Linked DNA regions of Homo sapiens: all the other regions are linked to region 1. Evidence: chromatin loops called from intact Hi-C (ENCODE). Cell type or tissue: heart right ventricle. All regions are shown on one strand. Links, peaks and the distances in the headings refer to the core of each region. The heading gives the core; the rest is flanking DNA.

What was found. Peaks named below come from ENCODE experiments on the same cell type or tissue, not always from the same donor. Only the 100,000 strongest peaks of a DNase experiment are listed, where the experiment ranks them.
Region 2: a loop joins it to region 1, with 4 times the contacts of the local background. A loop is called at or near these places in 21 of 110 quality-filtered maps.
Region 3: a loop joins it to region 1, with 9 times the contacts of the local background. A loop is called at or near these places in 72 of 110 quality-filtered maps.
Region 4: a loop joins it to region 1, with 3 times the contacts of the local background. A loop is called at or near these places in 15 of 110 quality-filtered maps.

Annotation. Positions count from the first base shown.
Region 1 is chr3:30,195,154-30,202,801 of GRCh38, forward strand. No RefSeq gene overlaps it. Among named protein-coding and RNA genes, the nearest start is that of RBMS3-AS1, 260 kb to the left of the region's middle. In heart right ventricle, for the core only: CTCF peaks have their summits at 4,146 (motif pointing left) and 4,360; a DNase peak (open chromatin) is centred at 4,138; H3K27ac peaks cover 1,202 bases.
Region 2 is chr3:30,744,177-30,751,824 of GRCh38, forward strand. The region is part of intron 14 of GADL1 (glutamate decarboxylase like 1); the gene reads right to left. Among named protein-coding and RNA genes, the nearest start is that of TGFBR2, 140 kb to the left of the region's middle. In heart right ventricle, for the core only: a CTCF peak has its summit at 4,020; no DNase peak of the experiment used is centred there.
Region 3 is chr3:30,039,453-30,047,100 of GRCh38, forward strand. No RefSeq gene overlaps it. Among named protein-coding and RNA genes, the nearest start is that of RBMS3-AS1, 110 kb to the left of the region's middle. In heart right ventricle, for the core only: a CTCF peak has its summit at 3,007 (motif pointing right); a DNase peak (open chromatin) is centred at 2,999.
Region 4 is chr3:30,131,101-30,138,748 of GRCh38, forward strand. No RefSeq gene overlaps it. Among named protein-coding and RNA genes, the nearest start is that of RBMS3-AS1, 200 kb to the left of the region's middle. In heart right ventricle, for the core only: CTCF peaks have their summits at 4,257 and 4,460; no DNase peak of the experiment used is centred there.

The sequences.
Region 1 (7,648 bases), core at 1,900-5,899:
GAACACAGTGACTGCCTGCTGGCAACTGTAATCTAATTTATGTCCTGAAATTCTCACCAGCCAGACTAACTACTCCCATGCTTTGGGACAGAGCAGCTAAGAAAGAGGTAGACAGAGGTATGAAAAGAAGACAGGGTACTGCTAAGTTTCCTGACCCCTACATTCTTCTGTTTTGGTCCTCTGTACAAATTCACTTGGGGTGAGGATGTGAATTTAGGATAGTTGATGATAATTTTCAAGAGACCTAGAAATTTCTCATTCTGCCCTGTGTATCACTCTCCTCTCCATGGGATTCCCAAAGGTGCTATATCCACAATGAATAAGACAAGAACGGGGACAAGGCTTGCTTTATTAATAGCTGTGCAAGAATCTAATACTCACAGTGGAAAACTCCACATTAAAAGCTGAGCTGGCAGATTAGGATGAAGGTCCCCTATCATTTTCTAAATCTACATTTTGAGATTCTGCACTATTTGGATGGTCATATAGAGAAAGGAAATATGGGGAGAACAATATGGCCATGTCTACACTATATATCTGAATTAAAATTCCCTGGATAGCCATAAGCACCAGACGGGCAGAAAGGAAGAGTCTGCATTTGGTTTTCAGGACCTATTAAAATATATTTTCCTTTCTCACTAGAAATCATGACCCATTAATATTCCAAGCTCTGAACATTTATGCTGGTAATACTTCTTCCATTGCCAGGGAGCAGAAAAGAAGTGAACAGTGGAGCCAGAGAAGGGGTTGAAATCTTTCTCCCTACTAGAGTTTCAGACATTTGCTTTAGAAAGGCAGAAGGAGATCTGTGAGGAAGAGAGTATTGAGAAGCATGCTTCTGATATTACCACACATACATCATTTTTCCCTGTAGTCTCTTTAGCTGGTCAACTCTAGGCTACTGATTTCATTATACCAGCTGGCCAACCAGTTAAAGCCTGGGTGGAGGGACGTTACTAGTGACAGAATTTAATCTCCATAGGAGCAGACTATATTTGTAGTTTTTAATGTATGACATAGTGCTTGATAAGTATTTGTTGAGCTGAATGCATGACTGCTAGTTTGCATGTATTGCCCATTCTTTGAGAACTGCTGAATCAGGGATCACATATACCTGCCCTCATTTGCAGGTACATATGATCTGGGTTATTTTCTTGCCTGGTGGAAAGTGTGGCAGACTTTCTAGCAATTCTCTGTCTCTCACGCCCTTTCACTCAGATGCCATGAAAGCTAAAATCTCACCTTCCCAGGCTACCTTGCCATATGGGGTAGCCATGAGGCTCACTTATGGCCAATGAGGAGTAAGCAGAGGTCGGCTCTCATGTCTCTGAAAAGTTTTTGCTCTATTAATAAAAAAGAAAGACAAAAATGATGCTACCTTGCTCTCTTCTTTCTGCCTCAAAATGGAAATTTGTCTAATATTTGTGCAGCCATCTAATGCCCAAATCTGAAAGTGAGATTGAGAGTCATAAAAGTCAGCACTGACACCTTCCAGCTGAACAATACCGGCAGTTCCCTATATCTAACATTGTTGCCACATGAGAAAAATAAACCCTTACTAATTTAAGCTAATAGAAGTTTTTCGTGTAGCCATTAACATTCTTGACTGTTGCAGAACTTATCTGGGAAGAAAACAGAAAGAAATCGTAAAACTCAATCACCCAAATGGATCACATCTGAGTTGAAATATGATCATCATTTTCCTTTTTGCGATATAAACATATTCAATCTGCATCTGTGTGATACTTTCCCCAGGTGCACAAGAGGGAAGATGCAAATTGTGGCTTCTCTGGTTTTTTACTTTTGAATTCAGGAACAAACATAGAAAAATCATTCTCCATAGAGAAGAAAAAAACTGGGATTTAAATTTCAAGTGTCTGACTTTATTCTGTACCCAGGGCCCTGATCCTTGAAGCTGCACTTCCCACTCAGGTTTCACAGGCCTAGATGTCTGAATTTTGAAAAGGTGCTTTGTATTGCAACAATGTGACTGCACACTGCATTTCTTTTATGTATTTATTTTTTCATTAAGAACATTATGTATTTCTTCATTAAGAACACAACAGATATACCAAAAAAGAAATACGTTGGCTGGGCGTGGTGGCTCACGCCTGTAATCCCAGCACTTTGGGAGGCCAAGGTGGGTGGATCACGAGGTCAGGAGATCGAGACCAGCTTGGCCAACATGGTAAAACCCCGTGTCTACTAAAAATACAAAAATTAGCCAAGCATGGTGGCACATGTCTGTAGTCCCAGCTACTCAGGAAGCTGAGGAAGGAGAATCGCTTGAACCCGGGTGGCGGAGGTTGCAGTGAGCTGAAATCACACCACTGTACTCTAGCCTGGACGACAGAGGGAGACTCTGTCTCAAAAACAAACAAACAAACCAAAAAAGAAAAAAAAAATAAATAAGTTAATGAAATAATACATCTTAAGGAGCTATGGTTTATACTAAGACAGCTGGATTTAGCATTTTTAAAATACCATATTATTCTAGATTATTGTGCTTCCAGGCAATGGCTATACATTTCAGTCAGCTCACTAGCAAAAAACCTAGGGAGTTAGACAAATTCGAAATTGGATTCTGGTTCCACCATTTATAGTGATATGAGTCACTTGCAGCTAGTATACTGGTTAGTTCTTAAGACTGTGACTTCAGACAAATAATTAGACCTATCTTAATCTCAGTTTTCACAGCTGCAAAGGAATTACTAAAACCAGTCACTAAAGTTGTGGTAAAAAGTAAAGAAATATACTTGATATATACTATTAGCTATCATTATTATTAATTAGAACTTGACAGACAAATATCCACTCTTTCTGCATTATGGTTTGTTGGAACGTCCACAGGTTCACTCTTTCTGGGATGAGACAGGGGAAGGATAATGACAAACCAAACCAATACTCCAGATCTTCAGTCTACGCTTCTCCACATTCCCAGGCAGCTGCTTAAACCATTTCAAACAACAGCAATTTAGAAAACAGGTTAATCTGAGTGATGATGACCTTTATTAAGCTATCTCCAGGATCCCAGAGGTTGGCAAGGCTGAAAGTCAGAGGTGAGAGGGAGGTCAGAATCAGTCCCTTTTGGAAGTCAAAGCTGCAGATCAGTTGGAGCAAGTGGGAGTTTCCCTGAAGAGGCCCTATACTTGATGACAGAAAGAGGAAAAGCAGATGTTTCCTCACCATCCACCTTCACTGCTAGCTTCTCTGCTCCTCTGTAGATTAAAGGCTTAAACAGCTGCACTCTTTGTCAGTTTATTGATCTTGAATGAAGGAATTCTAGGCAAGTTCTTTATTTGGTACAACTTGTCCAGGAGGTATAGATTGTGTCATAAAAGTGTGCCTGCAGATTGTTTTGCTGAATCATAAGCCAAGCTGATTTTCTGGAACTGACAATCATAGAGTAACAGTTTCCAACGTTTGTAACCTATCCTAGTGAATGTGAAAGGCAAATCAGGCAAATCCCAAAGATAGATTTACTTATTTATTTACAGATTGGAGAAATTGAGATGGGGATTTGCCTGAGTCCGGGAACTTACCTTCAATGAGCTCAGGTTCTCCCAAGACAAGGTGGGCTTAGAAGAGATCTCAATTATCATTTGAGATATGCTATTAAATAGCCATGGTTTCTTAGGGATCATACAACATTTGTGGATCTTCTGCTAGTCCATCTATAACACGAGCTTGTGTGTTTTCAGTTATGACCAAGGATACTACCAGATCTAATGCAACAAATCTTTGATTAAAAATGGAAGCATTGCAAATTTGGCTGATGAATGATGATATGTAAATAGATACAACACCTTTCCTTGTCTTCATCATTACAAGAATAGCATCATACTATATGTTTCTGGACTGGAATATGCCTTTTGGTGTACCTAAAATTGCCCCTTTCAAGATACACAAGCAACTATAAGTGTCAAGTTTTTCGGGTGATAAATTTCTACCACTGTCAGATTCATTTGCAAGCAGATAATAGATTATTAATCATTGGGGCTTATACTTAGTACAGGGTAGGTTATTTCACTAGACCCTGTTATTTTGGGTTGAAGAAATACAGAGATGTATGTATTCTACTACTATAAAAAAACACAGATGTCAAAGGACTGTAAACTGGCACAGGCCTGCAGCGCCACCTGTTGGCTATTGTGTTAATATAAGCTTTCAGAAAAGAAAGCTTATCTCCAAAGTTAAAAAGAGGCAGGGTATGCGCAGGCCAAGTTTGAGTTAAACTCACTTTTATTTGAAAAGAAAAAAAAAAATGCGTCCCTAGAAAATGGGTGGGGCTGCTTAATTCTGGATTCATTTATTTTTAAATGAAGCACTAGTGGAAAATGGAAAGATGGGATAATAAAATTTCAAAACTGGAGAAGTTTTTAAGTAATGATATAACCTCCTCACTGTGCAGGTGAAAAAAACAGAATGGAATGTATCCCACAACAAGACGCTGTGTATCCCAGAGCTACAGAGCTTGGTAGTGAGGCTGCCGGAATTACAAGTAACTTCAGATTTACTTCACAGTTCCGTCTGGGTAGCTTTCTTTAAAAAGGTGCATTTTAAGAGATCTTCATGTTCTTTAATTTTACCAGAATTATAATGAGTATCGGGGCAGTTCTTGCAATATCCTTATTTAAATTTACAGAATTGTGGAAGTAATAATTAGTTTTTAACCCTCCATTCTATCTGCCTGTTAAAAACTTTCAACAACTGTTAACATGCTTATGGAATCTAAACTTGCCAAAAATAATTTCTTTTTTTTTTCTCCTTCCCCATGTTTCTCTGCAATTCATTCCCTTCCTCCCACTAGGAGAGAAGGATTTTTTTTGTGGTATGCGGATGAGGGGCTGTGATTCCATTGAGACATATGTGGCTCCAGTTCCTAGGTTGTGGTTCCCTGAAAACGCAAATTGCTCACTTGAGACAACCAAGAGCCAACAACAACAACAACAACAAAACTTCCAACTTGCTCTCCTATCCTAATCACATCTCCAGGCCTATCTGAAAGGGATGGAAACTCAATTGAGAAATGGGTCATAGCACACGCAAGATCTGACACAGGGTAAAAAGTTAGCAAATGCCACCCTCAGTAAAAAAAGAAGACCAAAGGAGTCCAGTAGGGCTCAGAAGCACCATCTTGGACAGAAGTCAGAAACATCTACCAGGAACAACATTTAGAATTTGTAAGTTTTTCAAAATTAAAGACACCTTTATTTTTGTTTATTTATGTATTTATTTTAAGTTCTGGGATACAAGTGCAGAATGTACAGGTTTGTTACATAGGTATACATGTGCCATGGTGATTTGCTGCACCCATCAACCCGTCATCTAGGTTTTAAGACTGCATGCATTAGGTATTTGTCCTAATGGTCTCCCTCCCTTTGTCCCCCACCCCCCGGCAGGCCCCAGTGTGTGATGTTCCCCTCCCTGTGTCCATGTGATCTCACTGTTCAACTCCCACTTATGAGTGAGAACCTGCAGTGTTTGGTTTTCTGTTCTTGTGTTAGTTTGCTGAGGATGATGGTTTCTGGCATCATCCATGTCCCTGCAAAGGACATGAACTCATCCTTTTTTATGGCTGCATAGTATTCCATGGTGTATATATGCCACGTTTTCTTTATCCAGTCTATCACTGATGGACATTTGGGTTGGTTCCAAGTCTTTGCTATTGTAAATAGTGCTGCAATAAACATACGTGTGCATGTGTCTTTATAGTAGAATGATTTATGATACTTTGGGTACATACCCAGTAATAGGATTGCTGGGTCAAATGGTATTTCTGGTTCTGGATCCTTGAGGAATCACCACACTGTCCTCCGCAATGGTTGAACTAATTCACACTCCCACCAACAGTTTAACAGCATTCCTATTTCTCTACAGCCTCACCAGCACCTGTTGTTTCCTGACTTTTTAATCGCCATTCTAACTGGCGTGAGATGGTATCTCATTGTGGTTTTGATTTGCATTTCTCTAATGACCAGTGATGATGAGCTTTTTTTCATATGTCTGTTGGCCGCATGAATGTCTCCTTCTGAGAAGTGTCTGTTCATATCCTTTGCCCACTTTTTGATGGGGTTGTTTTTTTTTTTGTAAATATGTTTAAGTTCCTTGTAGATATAGCCAAGAAAATCCTAAGCAAAAAGAACAAAGCTGGAGGCATCACTCTACTTGACTTCAAACTATACTACAAGGCTACAGTAACCAAAACAGCATGAAACTCATACCAAAACAGATATATAGACCAATATAACAGAACAGAGACCTCAGAAATAACACCACACATCTACAACCATCTAATCTTTGAAAAATGTGACAAAAACAAGCAATGAGGAAAGGATTTTCTATTTAATAAATGGTGCCAGGAAAAATGGCTAGCCATATACAGAAAACAGAAACTGGACCCCTTCCTTACACCTTATACAAAAATTAACTCAAGATGGATTAAAGACTTAAATGTAAAACCCAAAACCATAAAAACCCTAGAAGAAAACGTAGGCAATACCATTCAGGACATAGGCATGGGCAAGGACTTCATGTCTAAAACACCAAAAGCAATGGCAACAAAAGCCACAATTGACAAATGGGATCTAATTAAACTGAAGAGCTTCTGCACAGCAAAAGATACCATCATCAGAGTGAACAGGCAACCTACAGAATGGGAGAAAATTTTAGCAATCTACCCATTTGACAAAGGTCCAAGTTTTTATATTTATTTTTTAAATGAATGACTAATAGCACATTAATTCTTAGGGAGAAATAACACTGGTACTCATGTCCTGTAAGCAGTAAGGAGAATGAAAACATTGGAGCCAGTTCTTTTTTATAGTCAGTTTTAAGGGAAGAGGGTAATGAGTATTGGAGACTTTAGAGAGGAAAGGAAAGCAGGGTGCATCAAATTGAATTAACTGAATGCTACCTTCATGCCTTCAAAGTGATCTTAGAGACTTCATATTGGAAAGGTGTATGGGCCTACAACTTAATTTTCCATTCAGTCCATTGCCCAAACTAGAAGATAAAGGATTGTCCATAGTCCTTCTCCGTTAACCCCTATCAATTGTAGCAATTCCAAAATATCTCTTAATCTAAACTTCCCTTTTCATTCTCATGATCACACTTTAACACAAGTGACCTATTACGCTGCAACCGCCTCCTAACTAACCTCTTGCCCTGGAAGTCTATTTTCTTTCCACATGGCTACCTTCATCTTTCTTAAATGCAAATTGGATCATGTTATTTCCCTGCTTAAGACCACCAAGCAGGAACAGAATCCAAGCTTCTTAGTATGATGTATAAAACTTTTCAGTGTGGCTTAAATGGGAAAGTATTTTCCTGTTCAGCCTCATTTCCTGGACCAACACTCCAGTCCCTCACAATTCAGGGTCTCTGCTCCACACTCTTCTGACTTCTGCATCTCTGTCTGTATTTACAGTCATTTCCTCTGGTCTGTTGTGCCCTTCACAACCATCACTAGGCAAATTCCTATTCATCCTTCAAGGTCCATTTCCATTATCACTGCCCCTAAGGAGCCTCCTCTAAAGTTCTCAGCCAGGGAGCTTCTCTGTTGTGTATACTTGCACTCTGCTTTTTTATTACATCATTACAGCGTGAAGCTCATTGTATTGTATAGCTCCACTAGCATATTAGTCTT
Region 2 (7,648 bases), core at 2,155-6,154, 550 kb after region 1:
CTTTAGAGGAAATCCTGGTAACTGTTGTTTGTTTGTAAGTTATAGCTGTAATTAATTTTCCCTGTATTCAAAGCCCCCAAACCCTGCATTCAGATACTATGCATTTAGACTTCCTTAGGCAAAGTCAAGGCAACAAGCTGATGATTCTAAGCTATTATTCAAGGAGTATCTACCATCATAAAGGTGGTTTAGTCATATAGATAATATCAATCAATAATACAGGAGATGGCAAAAATTTTTTGTGAAGAGCCAGATAGTAGCTGAGTATGATGACCCCTAATCTCAGCACTTTGGGAGGCTGATGGGAGAGGGTCATTTAAGACCAGGAGTTCAAGACCAGCCTGGGCAACATTAAAAAACTCCATTTCTACCAAAAACTTTAAAAAAATTAGCCGGGTATGGTGGCTCATGCCTGTAGTCCCAACTACTTGGGAGACCGAGGCGGGAGGATTGCTTGAGCCCAGGAGTTTGAGGCTGCAATGAGCCATGATCACACCACCGCACTCCAGCCTGGGCAATAGAGTGGCACACTGTCTCCAAAAAGAAAAGAAAAAGCTACATAGTAAATATTTTAGACTTTGCAGGCCATACAGTTTCTGTGGCAACCACTCAGGTTGTAAGTGAAAGCAGCCATAAATAATAGAAAACAAATGAGAGTGGCCATGTTCCAATACAACTTTATTTACAAAAAAATGACAATGGGATGTGTTTTGCCTGTAGGCTGACCCTTGTTGTAGAATAAGAAACACGAACAGCGGCGAACGAAATCTAAATAACAAGCCTAATGTAGCATGTTCTACAACTATGTTTATATGGTTTTAAAATTAAAAGCTATCCAGGAGCCATTGAAGAACATGGTTAAGTTCTTGGTTTTCCTATATGTAAAATAGAGACAGTAGAAGTTATTTCATAAGATTTTTGTAGGAATTAAGATGAAATATAAAGTGTGCATGAGTGAGCAAGTGCTTAATGAATTCCAGCTTCTTTAATCTTTCTGTGTGCTACTATTCAGGACTCAAAGTAGATTATTAGTGAAGGCCTATTTAATTCATGCCAAGTTAATGAATGAGGTCAAACAGTAATAAGGTGAAGCACAGAATCCTTTAAGTCGACATTTGCCGAGCAATTCAAACTTACGGTAATGAAGAATAAATATTAATATATGTCATGATTTACATGTCTATCAATTAGATCCCTAATTATATTGATTTGACATGGAAATGCTTTATTTTTATTGCGGGGGTACATTTGGAATGATAGAAAATAATTATCTGTGTTCCACACCCAAATCATGAAATTCTTTCCTGCATGGACAAGGGATAGAAAATAAAACCCTATTGCTATCTGCTATATTAAGAAGCTGCTCAATTAAACAGAAGTCAATTTTGTTATTCATTAAACTCAGATTGAGACATCAAATTTTCTTTCAGAAAGCAGTGGATCTCAATATGTTGCTCTGTGTTCTGTTAAATACCTTCCATCATGAATAATTAGTGTCAAATGTGCTCAGAAGCTCATGGCCAATATTCATCATCTTTGGTGCATGGGCCATAGTGACAATTGTTGAGATACCTGAACTTTTTCTTTTTGTAAATCTAAATGCCACCAGAGAAAAATATATTTGTTTTTCCAATACATTCTCTGCCTGATTTAACGTTTAAAATTTATCTTCCTAGGCCTCTACTTGGAGTTCATCCTGTTCCAAAATATTAAAATTCTCTTCCCTTATTCTTTCCATTTCTTCTTCTTCTTCTCCTTCCCCTTCCCCCTCCCCTTTCCCCCACCCCTCCTGCTCCTCCTCCTCCTCCTTCTTCTTCTTCTTTTTTCCTTTTATTGCACTCCAGCTCTGTTGCCCAGGCTGGAGTGCCATGGTGGGGTCTTGGCTCACCGCAGCCTTCGCTTCCTGGGTTCAAGCAATTCTCCTGTCTCAGCCTCCCGAGTAGCTGGGATTGCAGGTGTGTGCCACCATGCCTGGCTAATTTTTGTAGTTTTAGTAGAGACAGGGTTTCACCATGTTCACCAGGCTGGTTCGAGACCTCAAGTGGCCTCAAGAGGTCTGGCAGGCCACAGCCTCCCAAAGTGCTGAAATTATAGGCATGAGCCACTGCACCCAGCCTCCATTTCTTCTCCATTGTTAAAATTACACACTTTAAGGTACCACTCACTGCAGACCTACTGAGCCTCCAGTCTCTAAGAAGTTGTTTCTAGAAATACAATTTTTACCAAATTTTCCCATGATTTTAATGTGAAACCAAGTATAAGACCCTCCTTATTAAAGGAACATGAAGAACATGAGAGATGCTAATAGTCATCACCATCAATATTTTCACAGGGGCATAAAAAACAGCACTAGGGCTGTGATAAGGGTAATAAGGTGACAGGTGCACCAGGTGAGACAGGTGATGGGGTGATAAGGTGACAGGTGGGCCAACAATTGTTAGGAGGAGTTTTCTTCTCTTTTTACTTTGTACCTTTCCTTTAGCTAAGAACAGTGTCTAATCCTGGGCCATCAGATTTCTTACACACAGAAATGCCAACACATAAAAGTGACATATAAGTTGGAGATGCAAGAAAACAATGGACATTAAGATAATTGACAATAAAAATTTCCATTAAAATAATTGAAAATAGTGAACCAGATCTATCATATCTACAAAATTATTGTCTATAAATTCAATGTTGTATTTTGGTGTTCCTGATGGCCAGCAATGCAGGGGAGTGAAAATGAGATATGAGAGTTTAAGCATTAAAGGGCAGAAGGATACTGAGAAATCCCTCAGTGAAACAACGCAATTTAGGCCAGGAATTTTCCACTCTTTATCCTCACAGGCCCTTTTTGGTACCTTGTGTAATTATAGCAGACATATAGGGATGTCTCTGCAACATGGTGCCTGTCAGGTTCCTGCGTTTTTCTTTTTGCCTCTCAGATGATTTTTACTATCACAGGCCTGGGGAAAGTGATTTGCACATGAAGCATTTTAGCAGACCAATCAATTAGAATCAGCCTTTTTCTGTTTATGTCAACAGCCAAATGATCGTGAGAATACCCAGGCCATTTGTTACCTCCCAGGGATTTAGCATCCAGCACCTTGGGTTGTCTGAAGTTCTTTCCAGGGAGCTGCCTCCAGACCTTAGACACACCACGAGAAAATGTCTCCTTGGCTACTGACAATAATGAATCAACTGCATAAATATATCTGTCAAAATGATGGTGCATTTGTCTATCTGAATACTAGAGAAGGAAGGGTAGGAGAGAGTGAAAGAAAGGTGGAATTGAGTAGAGTCTGACACCTCACAAACTTAGCAATTTTGGTAAAGGATAAATTCACATCTACCCATACATTTCTTTGGACATCTGTGCAGAATCCTCAAATCCAATTTCTTTGGAAAAGACAGTCTCCAATATATTTTCTGAATCAAATGGATTTTTAGTTTGTTTGTTTGTTTGTTTGCTTTTAAAGTTAATTTATAATTTCCTTTGAAATGAAGACTGTAGACATGGCCATATCTAAGAGAATATGAATGAAAGATTTAAATAGGGGCATTCATGGTCAATCCACTTCCTTTGTTTATCCTATCCTGTAAATATTTTCAGTCTACTACCCATCTGTCACTCCATTCTCCTGATTCCAGCTCTTATCAGGATTGTGGCCTGTGGTTTAACTGACTGCCTTTGCCAGAGAGTTAAAACGAGTCTGTTCCTGATTCACAGCACCAGCTAGATCACTAGGGCCACTAATGATGAGTTTAGCAAAACTCCCTGCCAATAACATGAAACCATTCAATGGCTGAAAAATGCTTCCTGTCTGAATTAACCCCCCAAATATTTACAAGTACAGCCTACAAAAAAATTCAACAGCATGCAAACTTAATTACTCAACAGTGATGAAAAGTCCACTTATTCTTGAAGCCAGAGAAGGGAAGTTAGGTGAGTTAGAAAGGGATGACTTGGTGTTTTCTCACCTTCCTCCTGGACCAAATCAATGGCATAGACACTATGGATTGATTTGGAACACCATCTAGTGAAGGATATGAGGAAGCGCATGGACGTAGAAAATCCCACATCAACTCCTGGTTCGATTCATTTAACATTTCCTTTAGACTATTTTAAATGGTTCTGAAATGAATAAGGATGTAATTTTTTTAAGTTATGAAAAAAACAAAACAGAATGACCAGTGTGTACTCCAGCACTGACCAGATTCAGCTAATGAGTCCACTTGCCTCTTTTTCTCTTAGCACTTCCCCACTGACTACAGTAAGGATGTAAGAAACACCCCCATAGAGTTGATACAATCAAGTTTCCTTCTGCCGGAATGTCAGCATCTGGAATGGCACCAAAGGATTTGAGAAGAATGATGCCAGGACACCAGATTTTCAAACAAGCATCTATCAGCCATGGTATTTTTCAGTTAAACAATATATGTGTAAGAGGCTTTAGCTATCAAAAAATTTAAACATTTTCTGGAACTCAATAGCTTTTATCGTCAGAAAATCGGTACCAACAGCACCTATTTCACAGTGTGCTGCACACAAAAAACATTCAATAAATATAATATTGTTCAATAACTAGAGGTGGCAGCTAGAATTTTTAACCTGGGAAGAAAGCTGAATATAATTCAACCGTTACATTTTGAATTCTTCTATATAAAACTGTGTCCTCAATTTATTTATTTATTTATTGAACTTCTCAACTCCACATTTCAATGTCTTACCCCTTGGGATGTTGATCCATGTGCTGTTAGCACTGAATAAATATTATATGACTGCCTCTAAACTTCCCACAGAGGGAAAAAAAGACAAAGCAAAACAACAACACAATCCCTCACATTCAATGTTGTGGTTCTTTTACTATAATTATCAATTCCCGAATCAATCTTGCCTTCATGTACCCTAGTCTGACTTTCAGGAAACCTCACTGCACTGTTCCTGATTGGAATCTTGCTTTGTGTTTTCTAGCGGTTGCTCTGAAGTCACATGGTCAGCCTGCCATTTGGGGTATCATAGTTTCTGTGAGTAATTGATTCTATCCAGTCTTAAATGGAAATAAATGCTGTGTTTGTATTGCTCAGCATGTTAAATTTTCCTTTTAGGTGAAGCAGAAAAGGTTACATAAGGTCTGAAAGCCTCAATCATAGGCCACTAGGAACACAGTGACCTCCCATTACACTCTTGGTCTTCTCTCTAAAATCAGAAGAAAAGAAGACTGGCCAGAATGCTGGAGTGTCTCTCACTTTCTCTTTTCAACTCTTCTATTGTTTGAACAATGACTAATTAGCTGTCACTATCTTTAATCCAGCAATGTACTGACTAACTCATGCCTATTTTTAGCAACAGGTGAATCTTAGGACATTTCTTCAAGAAGCCAGCACTTTAGACTAATGGGACCTACTTTGATCTTAGAGAACAGAACAGTTTTCAAACATTCCAACTGTGCTTCCCTGATTTTGTGTGTCTGTGTTTGTGGTCCTTGAAATAATAGAGAAGGAAGGTTTTTACCTAGCAACACATTTTCAATCTGCTAGGCAACACCTGAGAAGCACCTGAAGGCAGGCAGAAGTCCTCTACTGAGTGGTTTCATTCGCCCCAGCTGAACAGCTGACACGAGCTCCCGAGGCACTCTACTGAGGATAATTAGACTTATACTCAGGGACCGGCAATAAAACATGAAAACAACTATGATATAAAATGAAATGGGCTATCTGTCATAACTGAAGAATAAACTGTGATGGAGATTTAAATCAGGGTATTCTACAGCCAATGATGAGGGCCAATGGAAAAGAGTGCTTTGGGCAGGAGGTTTTGTACTTTAGACAAAGGTCAGATTTTGCTGTCATTCAATCAGCTGTGTGTTGTGTAGGCAACTTATTATCATTCAGGTTACAGTACAAGAATTTACAAGTGACTCCTCCTCCTCTTTCTCCTTCTTCATCAAAGTAAATTAGAAAATACTGCAGATTATCCCCATATAATATTCCTCTCACTCTTGCTCTGAAATATTTTAATGAATGGGACAGAAGGCGCTAAAATTACAATCAGAAGAGCACATAACTGGAGATGCTGGTTTCTTACAAAAGTACTTATTTCTTTATGTTGTTGTTCTGGTGTGATTATTGATAGTATCCTTTTCAGTTTCAAAAATGTCCTGAGTTGGGCAATTCATCCTCTGGTCACCAGACACGCACCAACAGTCTATCTCATGAAAGCTGTAACAGCACACGGAGTGGCACAAGTGGGTATGATGCATCGTCCACATCCACTGACATCACCGATACTGTCGGCCTCCCTCTGCTTAGGCTTCCAAAACACCAGGTCTACCGAGATGCCCAAACAACATTGCAAAGGCAAGGTTATGAGAAATGCCACACTAGCTGTGGAAAGAGTACCAGTTGATGTTTCCAGTGTAATGAAATGATGCAAACGCCCACTGTATAAAAATTTCCGTCTATCCCTTCTCTCCTCTTGCAGCCACTTTTTTTTTTTAACACAATTGCTACAGCTAATTGTCAATATTAACAACACACGCACACACAATATAAAATATACATATACGTATATGTAATTTGTCCTGCGGCTTCATATGGATTTCAATTCATATCTTCTTCAAACTAACTTATTTTCAGCTTGACTAAAAAGTTGCTAATTCATTCGCCTTAGCTCATTTTTTTATTTTCAATGAACATTAGTCTCTGGTGGATCCTATAATAAAGCATTATACATTTTAAATATTTTTGAAAGACAGAGGACATTATCTGAAACACAAAGTCAACCTTTGTAATAAATATAAAAGAAGCGTGCTTTGAGAGAAAGAAGTAAAGAACTATTGAGACAGGAGAATAGGAATTAGGGTAACCGGGGTTAAGGCATAAACAAAAGAACAACAGGTGCAGCCAATTCGCATAAGCAAAAGAACAGCAGGTGCAGCCAGTTCTAGGCAAGATTGGGCAGCTTACGGGCCATATCCTCGCTCCTGTGATAACAAGACAGGAGTTTCCAGTTCAGCCTCTGATTGAGGGCCAAGCCTCACTTCAGCCTCTGATTGGTCACAGGCCAATCCTTCAAAGGGCATAACCAATTGGAGGCCTCTAAAGGGCACGTGGGGGGTGTTGCCAATTCTTTTGGCTTTATAAAGCCCTGGGACCATTGTGGTAAGGAGACTCTTGAGCCGCTTGCTGGTGTTTGTTTCTATTCTGTGAGTTGTCTTCGCTCAGTCTGTGCTTTTTCTTTCCTTACTCCGTTCTTCTGTTGCTTTGTCTTTCATTGCTTCTTTTATTCCTTCGTGTCTTCTGTTCAACATTCCGAGAACCTGGGTAACTAGAACCTGGGCAACTAGATCTTGTAATGCTATTTGCCTATGAAAATAGGCAAGCTGGAAATATCTAGTAGACTAGAAAAAAGGCTTTCTAGAACTTGAGTGGAGGTATCTATAGAAGATAGGCTAATGTGAAAACTGAAAGACTGAAACAGTTTGAGGAATTATCTCCCTATAAGCCCACCCCTTCATCTAGTCTTAACTACAATCGTGTCTCATAGACACGGAGATCTATGCACTGAGAAACTGAACTAGATTTCTGCTGCGCTGGTGCCCCCCGATGGTCTCGCCATTTCATGGCTCATAGTTTTTAGAGGAAAGTCCCTTGGAAAGCTTTT
Region 3 (7,648 bases), core at 1,399-5,398, 160 kb before region 1:
GCATGTCTTCATCATGAAATCTTTGCCCATGCCTATGTCTTTGTCATGAAATTTTGCCCGTGCCTATGTCCTCAGTGTTATTACCTAGATTTTCTTCTAGGGTTTTTATAGTTTTAGGTTTCACATTTAAGTCTAATCCACCTTGAGTTAATCTTTGTATGAGGTGTAAGGAAACGGTCCAGTTCCAGTTTTCTGCATATGGCTAGCCAGTTCTCCCAGCATCATTTATCAAATAAGGAATCCCTTCCCCATCGCTTGTTTTTGTCAGATTTCTCAAAGATCAGATGGTTGTAGATGTGCAGTCTTATAAATGAGTTCTCCATTCTGTTCCATTGGTCTATGTGTCTGTTTTTGTACCAGTACCATGCTATTTTGGTTACTGTAGCCTTGTAGTATATTTTGAAGTTGAGTAATGTGATACCTCCAGCTTTGTTCTTTTTGCTTAGGATTGTCGAGGCTACACGGGCTCTTTTTTGGTTCCATATGAATTTTAAAATAGCTTTTTTCCATAATACCTATGTCAATGGTAGTTTAATGGGAATACCAATGAATCTATAAATTACTTCGGGGAGTTTGGCCATTTTGACAATATTGATTCTTCCTATTTACGAACATGAAATGTTTTTCCATTTGTTTCCTCTCTGATTTCCTTGAGCAATGCCTTGAGTAGTTCTCCTTGAAGAGGCTCTTCACTTCCCTTGTTAGCTGTGTTCCCAGATTGGCACCACATGGCACTTACTCGAAAATTGATCACATACCTAGAAGTAAAACACAGCAAATGCAAAAGAACTGAAATCACAAGGAACCATCTCTCAGACTACAGCATAATCAAATTAGAACTTAAGATTAAGAAACTCACTCAAAACCACACAACTATGTGGAAATTCAGCAACTTGTTCCTGAAAGAGTCCTGGGTAAATAATGAAATTAAGGCAGAAATCAAGAAGTTCCTTGAAACTAATGAGAACAAAGAGACAACATACCAGAATCTTTCGTATGCCGCTGAAGCAGTGTTAAGCGGGAAATTTATAACATTAAATGCCCACATCAAAAAGCTAGAAAGATCTCAAATCGACACTCTAACATCACAACTGAAAGAACTAGAGAACCAAGAGCAAACAAACCCCAAATCTAGCAGAAGACAAGAAATAACCAAGATCAGAGCAGAACTGAAAGAGATATAGACATGAAAAAGACTTCAAAAAATCAACAAATCCAGGAGCTTGTTTTCTGGAAAAAATAAATAAATAAAATAGACTGCTAGCTGGACTAACAAAGAAGACAAGAGAGAAGAATCAAATAGGCAAAATAAAAAATGATAAAGGTGATTTCACCACTGACCCTCAGAAATACAAACAACCATTGGAGAATACTCTAAACACCTTTATGCAAATAAACTTGAAAATCTAGAAAAAATGGATAAATTTCTGGATACGTACACCCTCCCAAGACTGAAGCAGAAAGAAGTTCAATCCCTGAATACCAAGAGCGAGTTCTGAAATTGAGGCAGTAATATATAGCCTACCAACCAAAAAAAGCCCAGAAAAAGACAGATTTACAGCTGAATTCCACCAGAGGTAGAAAGAGGAGCAGGTACCATTTCCTCTGAAATTATTCTAAACAATTGAAAAGAAAGGACTCCTCCCTAACTCATTTTATGATGCCAGCATCATCCTGATACCAAAACCTGGCAGAGATACAACAACAATAAAAGAAAACTTCAGGCCAATATTCCTAATGAACATCAATGTAAAAATCTTCAATAAAATACAGGCAAATGGAATCCAGCAGCACATCAAAAAGCTCATCCACCATGATCAAGTTAGTTTTATCCCCGGATGCAAGGCTGGTTCAACATATGAAAATCAATAAATGTAATTTATCGTAAACAGAACTAAAAACAAAAACCACGATCATCTTGATGGACACAGAAAAGGCCTTCGATAAAATTCAACATCCCTTCATATTAAAAACTCTCAATAAACTAGGTTTTGAAGGAACATACCTCAAAATAATAAGAGCCATATAGGACAAACCCACAGTCAATATCATACTGAATTGGCAAAAGCTAGAAACATTCCCTTTGAAAATCAGCACAAGACAAGATTGCCCTCTCTCACCACTCCTATTCAACATAGTATTCGAAGTTCTGGCCAGGGCAATCAGGCAAGAGAAAGAAATAGAAGTTACTCAAATAGGAAGAGAGGAAGTCAAATTGTCTGTTTACAGATGACATAATCCTCTATCTAGAAAACCCCATTGTCTCAGTCCAAAAGCTTCTTAAGTTGATAAGCAACTTCAGCGTAGTCTCAGGATACAAAATCAACGTGCAAAAATCACAAGCATTCCTATATACCAACAACTGACAAGCAGAGAGCCAAATCATGAATGAACTCCCATTAACAGTATTATTTATGAATAGGGCCCAAACCTACAATGGTTGTGAAAATGGGCAAACATGCTGCAAATCAAGCTTGCATTCACAATAGGTCTCATTTTTGGTGGTGGTGTTATTTTACTTGTTTGTTTGTACAACATCATTTCCAATGATTCCATTTAAGTAGGCATTTCTCTTACTGGTAGTAAATTTTAGATTATGTGGTTAAAAACACCAAACAAGTCATAAGACTAAGTTATCAAAGACAAAGTTTAGAAATGTTACTACTTCTAAAACTATGGAATTGGGAATTACCAGAATTCTTTTTAATAATTTTTTTTAAAGCACACCTCAAAAATGTATCTATAGAAGCCTCAAATTCTGAACAAATCAACATAGGATGAATATTCAAAAGTAGGGGACTTTCTATTCATTGAAAAATCAAAACAAAACACACACACGCACACACACCCCCCAAAACAGCTGGCATTACACTTCATGGAAGTCTTTCAAATCCTAGGACACATCTGTCTAAAATGAATCTAGATTTCTTTGAACATTGACACTTGGTTTTAAGGATTAAGAGACACGATAGTGATTCTGTTCCACCAGAGGGCACCACAGACTACAATCCAGCAAGCGTGCTTGTGGGTCTGGGTACATAAACTCAATAATTTAAAGCAGCTACTTCTAGGCTTTGCATTTTTCTAACATAGAGAGATTTTTAACTTCAACAATGAGTATTATTGATTTTTCAATAAGGTAGGATTTATTTTAAACACATTAATTTCACTATACACTTCTGAAATTTTTACCCCCACATGGAAAACAAACAAAAATAAAATGGAAACAGTAGCTTAATCTTACATGTATATGTGTACTTCCATGAGGTTATTTATTTCCAAGTCCGGTAATGGAAAGCTGTTTTAGATACAGTAACTCTATGACAAAGTCCACCTAAAATTTTGCCTCTTGGGATTCATCTGGGAAAAGTATTTGGAATTTGTGGGTTCTGTAGAACAGGTTCTAATATCCAAGGAAACTACAAGAAGCAAGGCTTTCCCCTCCAGATGTTTCTTAGCACTAGAAATAAAATGTGTCCTTCCATTTCCAACTCAGTAGGGCTTTGAGAAACTCCTGCCGCCTTCAGCACAGAGGATGCCCCAGCCCATCGCCTATTGAAAATCCAGGCTTTGCCTCAAATCTCTGACAATCAAATGCTTTCAAGCTATTCTTTAGTTTGCTTCAAATGCTGGGCCTATAAAGACAGATTTACTTATATTCCCTTTGTACTCTGAGGAGCAAATTTTATCAGCTGAAAGCTCGCTTGCAGTCTCCTTTGAGTGTTCAGTAAGCCAAACTGCTTGTGAAGTATAACCCCCATGACTGCTTTCCACAGACTGATTAGGACTGAAATAGTGAATTTGAAAATGCAGCACCAGTTGAAATTCATGGGCTGACAGAGGATCACAGCTGATCATAATTTCTCATGTGAAAATGTGATTTCCCTCCCCCTGTTTCCTCTTGGTAAGCTGCTGAAAAGTATTAAGTGAGTTTCCTAGCCTGTGGTCAGGGATGTCTGCACTTGTGCTGCTGGGGAGACACAATTAGGAGGAACAAAGGTATCAGAACTCCAGGCTCTGACTTTTTAGGCTTACCAAGAGATAGCTTTCAGGCCTATGAACTGATGAATCCTATACCAAGGGGTGCAGGAGGAGGGAAGCAAATACTCTTAAACAGCTTAAGCCTCTCCCCTAGTTTAATATATTTTCCACAATCACTTTGGATAACAACATGATCTTGTATCTAATGCTATCTCACAGACAACACAGCTTTGAGGCTGAGTGGTCATCGAAATCCTGAAAGCGCCCTCCCACCTTCCCGGAGACTCTGGATAGTTACCCTAATTGTTTCTATTTTTATATAGCAATTAACAAATTACTAAAATTTGTTAAGAGAGTAAGTCCGAATGTTAAATGTTGCTACCAAAAAAACTGAAACAAAGGAATATAAGAAAAATAAATATTTTATAATTTTAAAAAATTATTAAACCATTTAAATATATAACTAAATGGATATTCCACAGAGCATTTAATTACTTTGTTAGCAAACATAATTTTTCTTCTGGCTCCCCTCCCCTTTCCCACAATATCATGTTTTTCTTATTCTAATCCTGCCCAATGCTACACTATTTTACATTTTCTACAAAATCTAAATCCTCCCCTTACAAAATTTAATTTTATGAGAATTCCTGCCTGCTACATGTTTGAGCGATTTAATGGGGAACATGGCCTCTCACACTGGGGCCCCAGATTAACGTAAATAGTAAATAGAATTGGCAAGTTGTAATTGATAATTCAAAACTCTTGGTATGGGCATTCAGTCTGAGTAAAGCAGTATATTCTTTTGCACTGGAATTACAGAAAACCAGTGTGCTTACATTGATCAGAATCTATTTGGTAATTAAGTGTTTCTGACTCATATAAATAGGAAACGAAATGGTTACTAAGAAAATATATGGAGTTCTCCATCACCCATTCATCCCTACTCTTCTAATTGCTCTCTGGCCCTCCTTCCCTTCAAAGTATTTAAGGATTTGAAAGAGATGTTTGTTATTCATTCATACTTCTCATTTCCCACTTTCTCCACAACCCCCAGAGATTGATTCCTGCTTCCAAACCTACTTAATCCTTGTATGTGAAAGCTACCAATGACTTTCTAGTTGCCAAGATCAACATAGAAAAGTTTTCCTGTCCAAATTCGATTTGCCTTTCTCTAACATCTGGCATCATAGAGTTTCTTCCTTCACTGATTCTCTCATCTGATTTAACTTTCTGTCTCTGGTTGTTTCCTCTCTGCCTCTTCCTTCCTCCTTTGCATATGTTTACACATTCTCTTGGGTTCCATGCCAATTCTTTCTTAGTCTATGCGCCCCCTAAATCACCTAATCCTGACTTCAACTACCATTTAAGTAATGACATTATTGAACGTTTTCTCTCGTTCAGATTTCTAATTCAGCTGGACATTTCTGTCTCCTGAATTTCCCCACCAGGAGGTCTGGAGTGGAGAAAATGCTATGTGTCCACCTAAACCTTTGCTTCATATTTGTGTTTTACTAGACATTTGCCAACCTTCCTTGCAGTTATGCAGGCTGTATGATAGACATAGGGCTAATGGGATGTGGTTAGAATCAACACAGATCACTTCTGTGTATCATCCGTATCATGGTCTGTGCGATCACCCGAGCTCTTTCTCTTCCCCGACAGCATTAAAAGATGATAGTTTCACAGGTTCACCAGCCAGAAACATTTGCACCAGATTTTGCTGGAAAGAAGAGTCAAGTTTTGTTAGGCCACTGAGAATTGCAGTTGTTAGTTACAGCAGTTAGACCACTCCAACTATTGCAGCATAATAAAGGATTTAGTATCTCTAAAATGGAACTCAATTTGCTCTACAAGACAAATTTCCTATCTCAGTGAATGGGAACACCAGTTTGCCCAAACCAGAGAATTTAAAGGCTCTCAAAATTTATGCTTCAAACTTTTCCCACATTAAGTTAAGTTTCTTACCAAAACATGTTAATTTGAACTTTTTAGCATGGACACTCTCTAGTTCAGGCCTTCATGGTTTCCTAATTGTTCTTTGCTTTTGGCCTCCCCTCCCATCATTTGAAGTCCATTTCCTACACCCTTTGAAGGATAATCTTGTTCTTTTTAATTATTTCCTTTCACTTTAAAAATTAATAGCACCAATATTGTGCTAAGAAATAAATATATGCGTATTTTAGAAATATTGGAGAACTCAGAAAAGTATTAACTAGAAAATAAAAGTCAATTACAACCTTGAGACCCCATGTAAACACTATTAAACATTTGGTTCATGGGTTCCTATGTTATTTTTATGTTTGTGTTTGTAATCTATTTATATGCCTATAGATAGATATACCTAAAATTCTAAATTTCATAGATAGGTATAGCTAAAATTGTAAATTTAATGTTTATATCAAAGTAATACATGTATAACTTTTAAAAGTTGATTATTAATACAGCATTTGTACTGAAAACCAACCGTTCCCTGTCTCATTCCTGCCTATTTTTATTCTACTCCTTAGAGGCAAATGCTTTCAAGTATTTTAGTAACTTATTATTGATGTGTTTTTCTCCATATTTTTAAGTAGCATGCAATTCACTTTTTTAAAAATTGTATCTATTATCTACTGACTTCCTGCTATATAAAATGAGAATTTAGTTTTATTACATCCTATTTCCCCACACAAACCTACTTGACAATAAAATTATGTCACTCTTTTTGGTTAAATGCATGATATTTACATTTTATTATGCTATAATTACTTAAAACTGAGGTTCTTAAGTACACTGATTATGTTCTTGCTCAAGTTTTTCTTTTTCCTGGCATTTACTTCGTTTACTATATATCTATCATGAATTTATATCTTAAAAAAAAACACAAACATTCTTTTCACTACATAAAACCACTTTAGATATTTAATTAAATACACTGTGGGGGCAATTTCCCTATTAAAGCCCTCCATATTCATGTTCCAATCAGGACTATATATTTTTAGAATCTATAATATGTAAATAATGCTTATAAATCAATAATAAAAAGAAAAATGAAAAGAGGTGAATGACTATTTACAAAGGGAAGACAATGGTCAATAAACATGAAAAGCTACTCCATTTTATGAGTGCTGGCAAAATTAAAACGCTTGAAGATACTAAGTTTATTAGAAAATTAAACATTTTATTACTCTGTAAATATCACTTAAAACAGGCTTTTAAGTACAGAGGCTCTTGGTACAACCTTTTGAGGGAGTAGCAGACTGTGCATAACCTAGATATTATATACCGTAAAGCAACTCTTGCTCATATATCTGAGCAGACATGTACATGTAGGCATTTTGCAGCATTGTTCTTAATAGCTCCTAATGGGAATAATTCCAATGTCCATCAATAGAACATTGAATAAATAAAATATGGTATCTTAATGCAGTGGAATGCAGTACTGCAGTGAAATTAATAAAATCCATATCTGTATGAATGAATCTCAAATAATAAACACAGAGAAACAATAAAATGCCAATTTTAATATAGTGGTTATTCCTGGGAGAAAGGTGTTGGGGAAGAAATGGTACAGAAATACACACAGGACTTTAACTGTATTAGCATTTTCTTTGTGAAGCAGCATGGTGACTATATTATTCCTCATACCTCTTTGATTTAAATATTTCATAATCTATAAAAAAGCTCA
Region 4 (7,648 bases), core at 2,118-6,117, 64 kb before region 1:
AACAACCTAACTAAGAGTTATAAATTGACTATTTAAAATGGTGTAGTACAGTTTTTAGTACATTGGCCTTCATTTACACAAAACATAAGACTCTAGCTGTGTTAAGCAGGAAGTGACTTAATATAGAGAATTAAGTTAAATAAAAAATTGGCAGAAGGGCTCGGGCCTTTGGCTGTGCCATGAATACCTCTTAGAAGAACGTTGTGGGATCAGCCCATATAGAAGCTATAACTCTCATCAGAAAGCTACCAATTGGGAGTGTAAGCTCAAAATGCAAACTCATTTGGCCAGGTTCCAGGGGTCAGGAAGCCACTGCCATGTTTTTGGAGAGATGCCAAGCCTTCTAGATATCTACTGAGGAAAGAAACAAATGTTCTATGCCTTGCCTCTTGACACCCATAAAGACAATGATGTTGACGCTGTTGCGGAAAAACCCAATATCATTCCAACCATGTTGCTGCCTTACTTTTGTATTCCAAATCTCATGGAAATGAGTCTAATTGCATTCTATGTAGAGTTATAGCTTCTGTGTGGGCTAATCCCACAATGTTGTTCTAAGAGGTATTCATGGCACAGCCAAAGGCCCAAGCCCTTCTGCCAATTTTTTATTTAACTTAATTCTCTATATTAAGTCACTTCCTGCTAATTTAGTTGAGCCTAAAGATGATTTGGACCTACAAAAGAGTCAGAGAAATGCAACTTATGGCTAGTCAGGCTCTGTAGAACACTGAAGCATATGAGAAGGGATATGAGATTCCTGTTGGAAGCCAATCTGGCATAGCCATTACAAACATTTATGGAGGATGTTTAACTGTTTTCTCATTGTGAAATTAATATGGACTTATTACTGAAAATGGTTAACTGAGAAAAATATAAAGAAAAAAATGAAATCTCTAAGTATACTGAGAACACTTTGATATACCCATTTTTTTAGGTCAAACTTTAAAACAAACTGCGACATTAAGGGATCTTATATTTAGTTGTTATTCGTAAAGTCCTTTGCAATCTTGGAATCTCTATTAGCCAAAACAATTTGGCTACCCCTTTCCATTTAATCTACATTGTATTCAAAATTTCACTTAGAGCATATTTCAGTTTTCTGTTTACCAGAGTTACCAGATGTAATTCAGAGCAACAACAACCAAATAGCCATCATTTTTTCTACACTGAATTAAATCCATAACCTAAAATTTTATTTTCTTTAACTTTTCTTGGCAAGGTGATACTTTGCAAAGTGCTACCAAGTACAGAAAACTAATAAAAGATCTAAGTAGCAGTATATATTTTAATACATACATATAATGAATCGATATCAATTATATATATTAAAATACATATTATACACATATATATGTACATTGAAAAATTAATACAAGAAAGTCTGTTGCCTAAAGGAGAGATGGTTTGGGATTTTTAAAAACAAAATTATAAAAAGTCAAGTTCAAAACACTCATCATAACCAAATCCAATTTCCTAATCTTTAGATTGACATTCCCAAATTGCTGCAAAGATTTGTAAAAACAATGTTCCCATTTTGTCAATATAAACTGCAAGAAAAAGAATATATTAGAAGGCCCTAGAATGAGTTAATATCTCTGGATAACCAAGTCTCACACTGATTCTGTCACAATCAATGTGAAAAATTGGATCTATAATTAAGGTTTAGACAATGAAGCATTTATTAGTTGGCTACGCCACAGAGGTGAAGGATTGGGTAGGGGAAGGTAGGTTGAGGAAAAAAGACTCTAACTAATTCTAACTTTCTCAAACTAACTTTCTGTTCTTTTCCAGAAATTGAATTACTTGCTACTACCATCCCCAAATAATACTTGACTGTCCAAGGTAGGGGAGTATTATGAACTGAATTCTATCACCCAAGATTTACATGTTGAAGTCCTTACCTCCAGTACCTCAGAATGTGACTGTATTTGAAGAGAGGGCTTTAAAGAGATAATTAAGTTAAAATGAGGTCTTTAGAGTGAGCTCTAACCCAATCTAACTGATGTAAGTTAAAAAGAGATTGGACTTACTGTATTTATGTGATCCGTTCTGTGCTTTAGCATATGCCTTTGTTTGATGTGCCGATCTGTGGCACCCACAGTGAGAGTCACCACGTATGTGTGTAAACAGAGAAAAGGCCATGTGAGGACATAGCAAGAAAGCAGTTGTCTCAGTAAGTTGAGGTTGCTAACAGAATACCATAAACTTGGTGTTCCAAAAAATAGAAATTTATTTCTCACAGTTCTAGAAACCAGGAAGTCCAAGATCAAGGTGCTGTTAGATCTGGTGTCTGGTAAGAGTATTCTTCCTGGCTTGCAGATAGCTGCTTTCTCATTTTATCTTCATGTGGCTGAGAGAGAGAGAGTAATATCGCTCATGTCTTTTCGTATAAGGGTACTAATCCCATTCACGAGGGCTCCACCATCATGACCTAATTACCTTCCAAATCCACACCTCCAAATGTGACCACATTGAGAATTTTGGCTTCAACATATGAATTTTCGGGAAACACAAATACTCAGTCCACAGCAGAGGCCATCTGCAAGCCAAGAAGAGAAGCCTTAGAAGAAACCAAACATGCTGACACCATGATTTTGGATTTCCAGCCTCTGGAACTGTGAGAAAATAGGTTTCTGTTGTTTAAGCCACTCAGTCCATGGTATTTTGTTATGGCAGCCCTAGCAGACTAATAAAGGGAGAAAAAAGTTAAATTTGTTATTTATTTATTTATTTATTTTTGAGACAGAGTCTGTCTCCATTGATCAGACTGAAGTGCAGTCGTGTGATTTCTGCTCACTGCAACCTTCGCCTCCCAGGTTCAAGCAATTCTCCTGCCTCAGCTTCCCAAGTAGCTGGGATTACAGGCATGCACCACCATGTCCGGCGAATTTTTGTATTTTTAGTAGAGATGGGGTTTCACCATGTTGGCTAGGTTGGTCTTGAACTCCTGACCTCAGGTGATCCACCTGCCTTGGCCTCCCATGTTTGATACTCCTCTTTTTATAGAAAAGTGGTTCTCAAAAACAGGTAATTTTGCTTCCTCTAGGGGACGTTGGGCAATGTCTAGAGATGTTTTGATTGCCACATTTGGTAGGGGTGAGGTTCTGCTGGCATCTAATGCATAGAGGCCCAGAATGCTGCTAAACATCTTATGATACACAGGACAGTCTCCTCCTAAAAATTCCATCTCCCCCAAACTGCCTCACCCCTAGTCATAAGGAATCATTTAGTCCAAAATCTCAGTAGTGCTGAGGTTGAAAAATCCTGCTATTATGGCATGAAATTTTCCTGACAGTCTTCCTGATTTGGGTGTGAGGACCTTTACTTTTTTCTTGTTTGTTGAACCTACACAGTCGTTTCTGCACCAGTTAATTATCTTGTGCTAGATACTTTCAACAGTTAGCTAGTGGATGCTTTCACTAATGATTCCCATCAGGCTACTTGTTCCTACCTGTGATGAACTTACTGGAATGGGAACTTTTCACTTTACAATTAGCAGAATGGAAACATTTCTGCTACGTCTCTTTTCACAAAACACAGAAAGCAGAAATCTTGGAATGTATCTCCTTTTCAATATATAGGACAAATAAACTCATTCTTTTTGGCTACAATGCACTGTATACAAATTTATTATAACAATTAATCACTGAAGCAGCCCGGCATGGTGGTTCACACCTGTAATCACTGCACTTTGGGAGGCCAATGCAGGTGAATCACTTGAGGCCAAGAGTTTGAGACCAGGCTGGCCAACATAGCAAAACCCGATCTCTGCAAAAAATACAAAAATTAGCTGGGTGTAATGGTGCATGCTTGTAATCCCAGCTACTTGGGAAGCTGAGGCATGAGAATCACTTGAACCCGGGAGGTGGAGGTTGCAGTTAGCCGAGATCATGCCACTGCACTCCAGCCTGAGTGACGGAGTGAGACTCAGTCTCAAAAAAAAAAAAAAATTGAAGCAAATTTAAATAAGCTTTATTTAGTGAATAGGAATTTTAAAAGTGAGCCAGGACAGAACTTTGAGATAATGAGTGTGCAGTCACTTGAAGTTCAATTTTCATCATACGTATTATCTTGTGTTATTTTCCTTTTCTCTTCCTCCTTCCGTGTTATCTATATCTAGTCACCAAATTCTTCTTTGCAAGAAAGGTAAGGATATTAAAGCAAAAAAGGTAAGGATATTAAAACCTGAGAAGCTGAATTAATGTAAGTGTGATCTATCCCCACTAGGTGACGTTGGATCTCCGCACCAGGGGCTGTTAAGGCATCAGCAGATACAAATAAGCTCTTTCTCTAATTGTAGCTAGAGGACAGCCTAGAACCACCAAGTATTGGAACTGCCATGTCTCATCTGCTTCCAATATACCAAATTGCGTTGTAACTGAAGACAAACCAGTCATTTTGCTATCCTCTCTCTGAAATCCAGCAGAACATAGTATAAATGTTGGAACTTTTGAGGCTGGGGATGACCACAGAGTTGATTTAGTAGTGAAATGAAGGGTATCACCATTGCTTGCCCCAGGCTTCATTTTCCTTCCTAGAGCTATGACACTTGTTATAAGGAAGTGAGGATTATAATTACAAAAAAAAAAAAAAGCTGTTCAAAATGTAAAGTAGATAGAAGTATGTTAACTAATATCATTTATTATCTTCTTCTGGAAAGTAATTAGCATTTCAGAGAAAATAAGCAATTTTCTGATAGATTTAATAAGATTACAATTTCTCCTGGGGAGTTAATTACCCAATCATACTACAAACAGAAGTTAAATTTTTTTTAACTGGACATTTCTTTACTACCTCCTTTATTTTTTATAAAAAGGAGAAAATTTTGAGTTTATCTTCTTAGAATCTACTCCTTTGAAGCAAATTAGACATAAACTTTGATTCTTGCTTGTTATTAATTTGTCTTAGGATTTTTCATTTTAGTATTCTACCCCACCAGGAGGTAACCATTCTCTTACCATATACTGGAAAGAAGGTACCATGACCTATAACAACTTAGTAAGGTTCTCCTTGACAGGACTTCAAAAGGTACCCAGGGAGGTTTCTGCCAACAGCCATGATGAGACAACTGATACTGAACTGGTTTTCTCACCATAAATAACTAGAGAACTGGGGTGCAAAGGGGAAGACAACTATTTTCAGGTATTGGAAAACTGACAATACAGACTGTGATAAGGGAAAGAAATGATGTGAGACCTGTAGTTACCTTGACTCTGTGAGACAATTTCTGGACAATGGTGGAGGGAAAGGTACACAAAATTTAACATAAAAATCTCATGGAATTGAAGAGGAAGAAATCAATTAGGGAAAATTGAGGGAATTGAAATTTGTGAGACAGAGTGCAAAAGAGAGTGGGTTATACAGAAAGAGAGTTCCAGAGATTGGCATAGGGCTTTCTTTATCTGAATACATAGCTGTACTAGCATGAGGCAAGAATCTATAAGGCTGGACAAAGAAAAAGGAATATGAAAGCTGAGCAATCTTCAAAGCTCATTAGGGCTAAAATACATTTGAGCTCTGACAAGTCAGAGTAGAGACACTTCAATGAACGCCTGAGGCATTCAGTAGAAACCCCAGAAAGGTAGTAGATGAGCTAAAGTAGCCCTGAAGTAAAGTCTACTGAGACATAGGCTAATGAAGCTAAAAAAAAAAAGCTAGCTTGAAATGACTAAACTGATCTGCAAGAAATGTAACTGCATACCAAACAAAACTCAACATGCTTTAAATCAACACACACAAAAAATGGACATTTAACAATACAGCATTTAGTGTCTAACATCCAATAGAAAATTACTAGACATGGGAATAAACAGGAGAACGTGAACCATGACCAGGATCGCAGGGGCTGTACACCTTGTAATATTATTCATAATATCCTAATGAAATGTTACCTCTAAAGTCACAGGGGGTGTACACAGTATGATATGGTTCCCAATATGGTAGGGGGATGTTACTCCTAATATCACAGAGGGTATTCACACTGTGATAATATTCGTAATATCCTAAATGGATGTTACTGCTAACGTCACAACACGTGTGCATCCTCTGTATTTGTTCCTTATATCCTTGGGCGAGGTTACTCCTACTGTCACACGGGGTGTACTCCCTGTGATATTATTCATAATATCCTAGGTGGATGTTACTCCTCGTGTCACAGGGGCTGTGCATCTTGTGATATTATTCACAATATCCTAGAAAGATGTTACTCCTCAGGTCACAGGGGATGTACACCCTGTGATATTCTTTGTACTATCCTAGGGGACGTTACTCCAAATGTCACAGAAGGTGTACACTCTGTGATATTACTCGTAATGTGTCAGGGAAATGTTCTCCTAACGCCACAGGGCATGTGCACCATGTGTGCACAGCCCCTGTGATGTTGTTTGTAATATTCTGGAGGGATGTGAATCCTAATATTCCATATGGTGTTAGCCATGTGCGAACACCTTTGTGGTATTATTCCTAACATACTAGAAGGATGTAACACTTAACATCACACGGGGTATACGCCATGTGTGTACACATTCTGTGATATTATTCATAACATCGTAGGGAGATGCTACTCCTAATTTTACAAGGTGCATACATTATATGTGTACTCCCTCTCTGATGTTATTCATAATATTCTAGGGGAATGTTGCTGCTAATGTCACAGGGAGAGTATACCATGTGTATGCAACCCTGGTAATATTATTTCTAAAATCTTGGGGTGATGTTGCTCCTAATGTCACCTGGAGTGTCCACCATGTGTGTACACCTTCTGTGATATTATTCGTAAATCACAGAAAAAGATTACACCTAATGTAACAGGGTGCGCACACCGTGTGCGTCAACAGCCTTTGATATTATTCATAATACACTAGGGGGATGTGACTTTTAATGTCACAAAGGGTGTACAAAATGTCACAGGGTGGGTACGCCTTATGATATTATTCCCGATATCCAGAGGGATGTTACTCCTAAGGTCACAGGGGGTGTACACCCTTCGATACTATTTATAGTCTTATAGGGAGATATTACTGTAAATCTCACAGTGGGTGTACACTATGTACACTATGTGTACACTCACTGTGATTATTTGTAATATCTCAGAGATATTACAGAGTTATCACTCTCTGTGTTATATTAGAGAGTTATATCTCTCTAAGACAGTATAAATAATACCACAGTGGGTATACCTCATGTGTGTACAACCTGTGATATTATTTGTAATATTGATGGTAAACATTAAATCTATTATCACAGTGAGAGTACTCCCTTTGATATGTCTCATACTGTCATAGATATTGCTTCTAATATCACAGTGGGTGTACACCTTATATCCTAGGGAGATATCTCTCCAAATATCACAGTGTGTGTACACCTTGTGATATTATTCATAATGTCCTAGAAGGATGTTACTCCTAATATGGCAGAGGGTGTACACCCAGTGATATTCTTTGTAATATCCTAGGGAGATGTTACTCCTAATGTCACATGGGGTGTACACCCATGATATTATTCATAATATTCTAGGGGGATGTTACTTGAAAAGTCACAGGGGGCGTACACCGTGTGATGTTGTTCGTAACATCCTAAGAAGATGTTACCCTTAATGTCACATGGGGTGTGCACCCTGTGATATTACTCGGAATATCTTATGGGGATG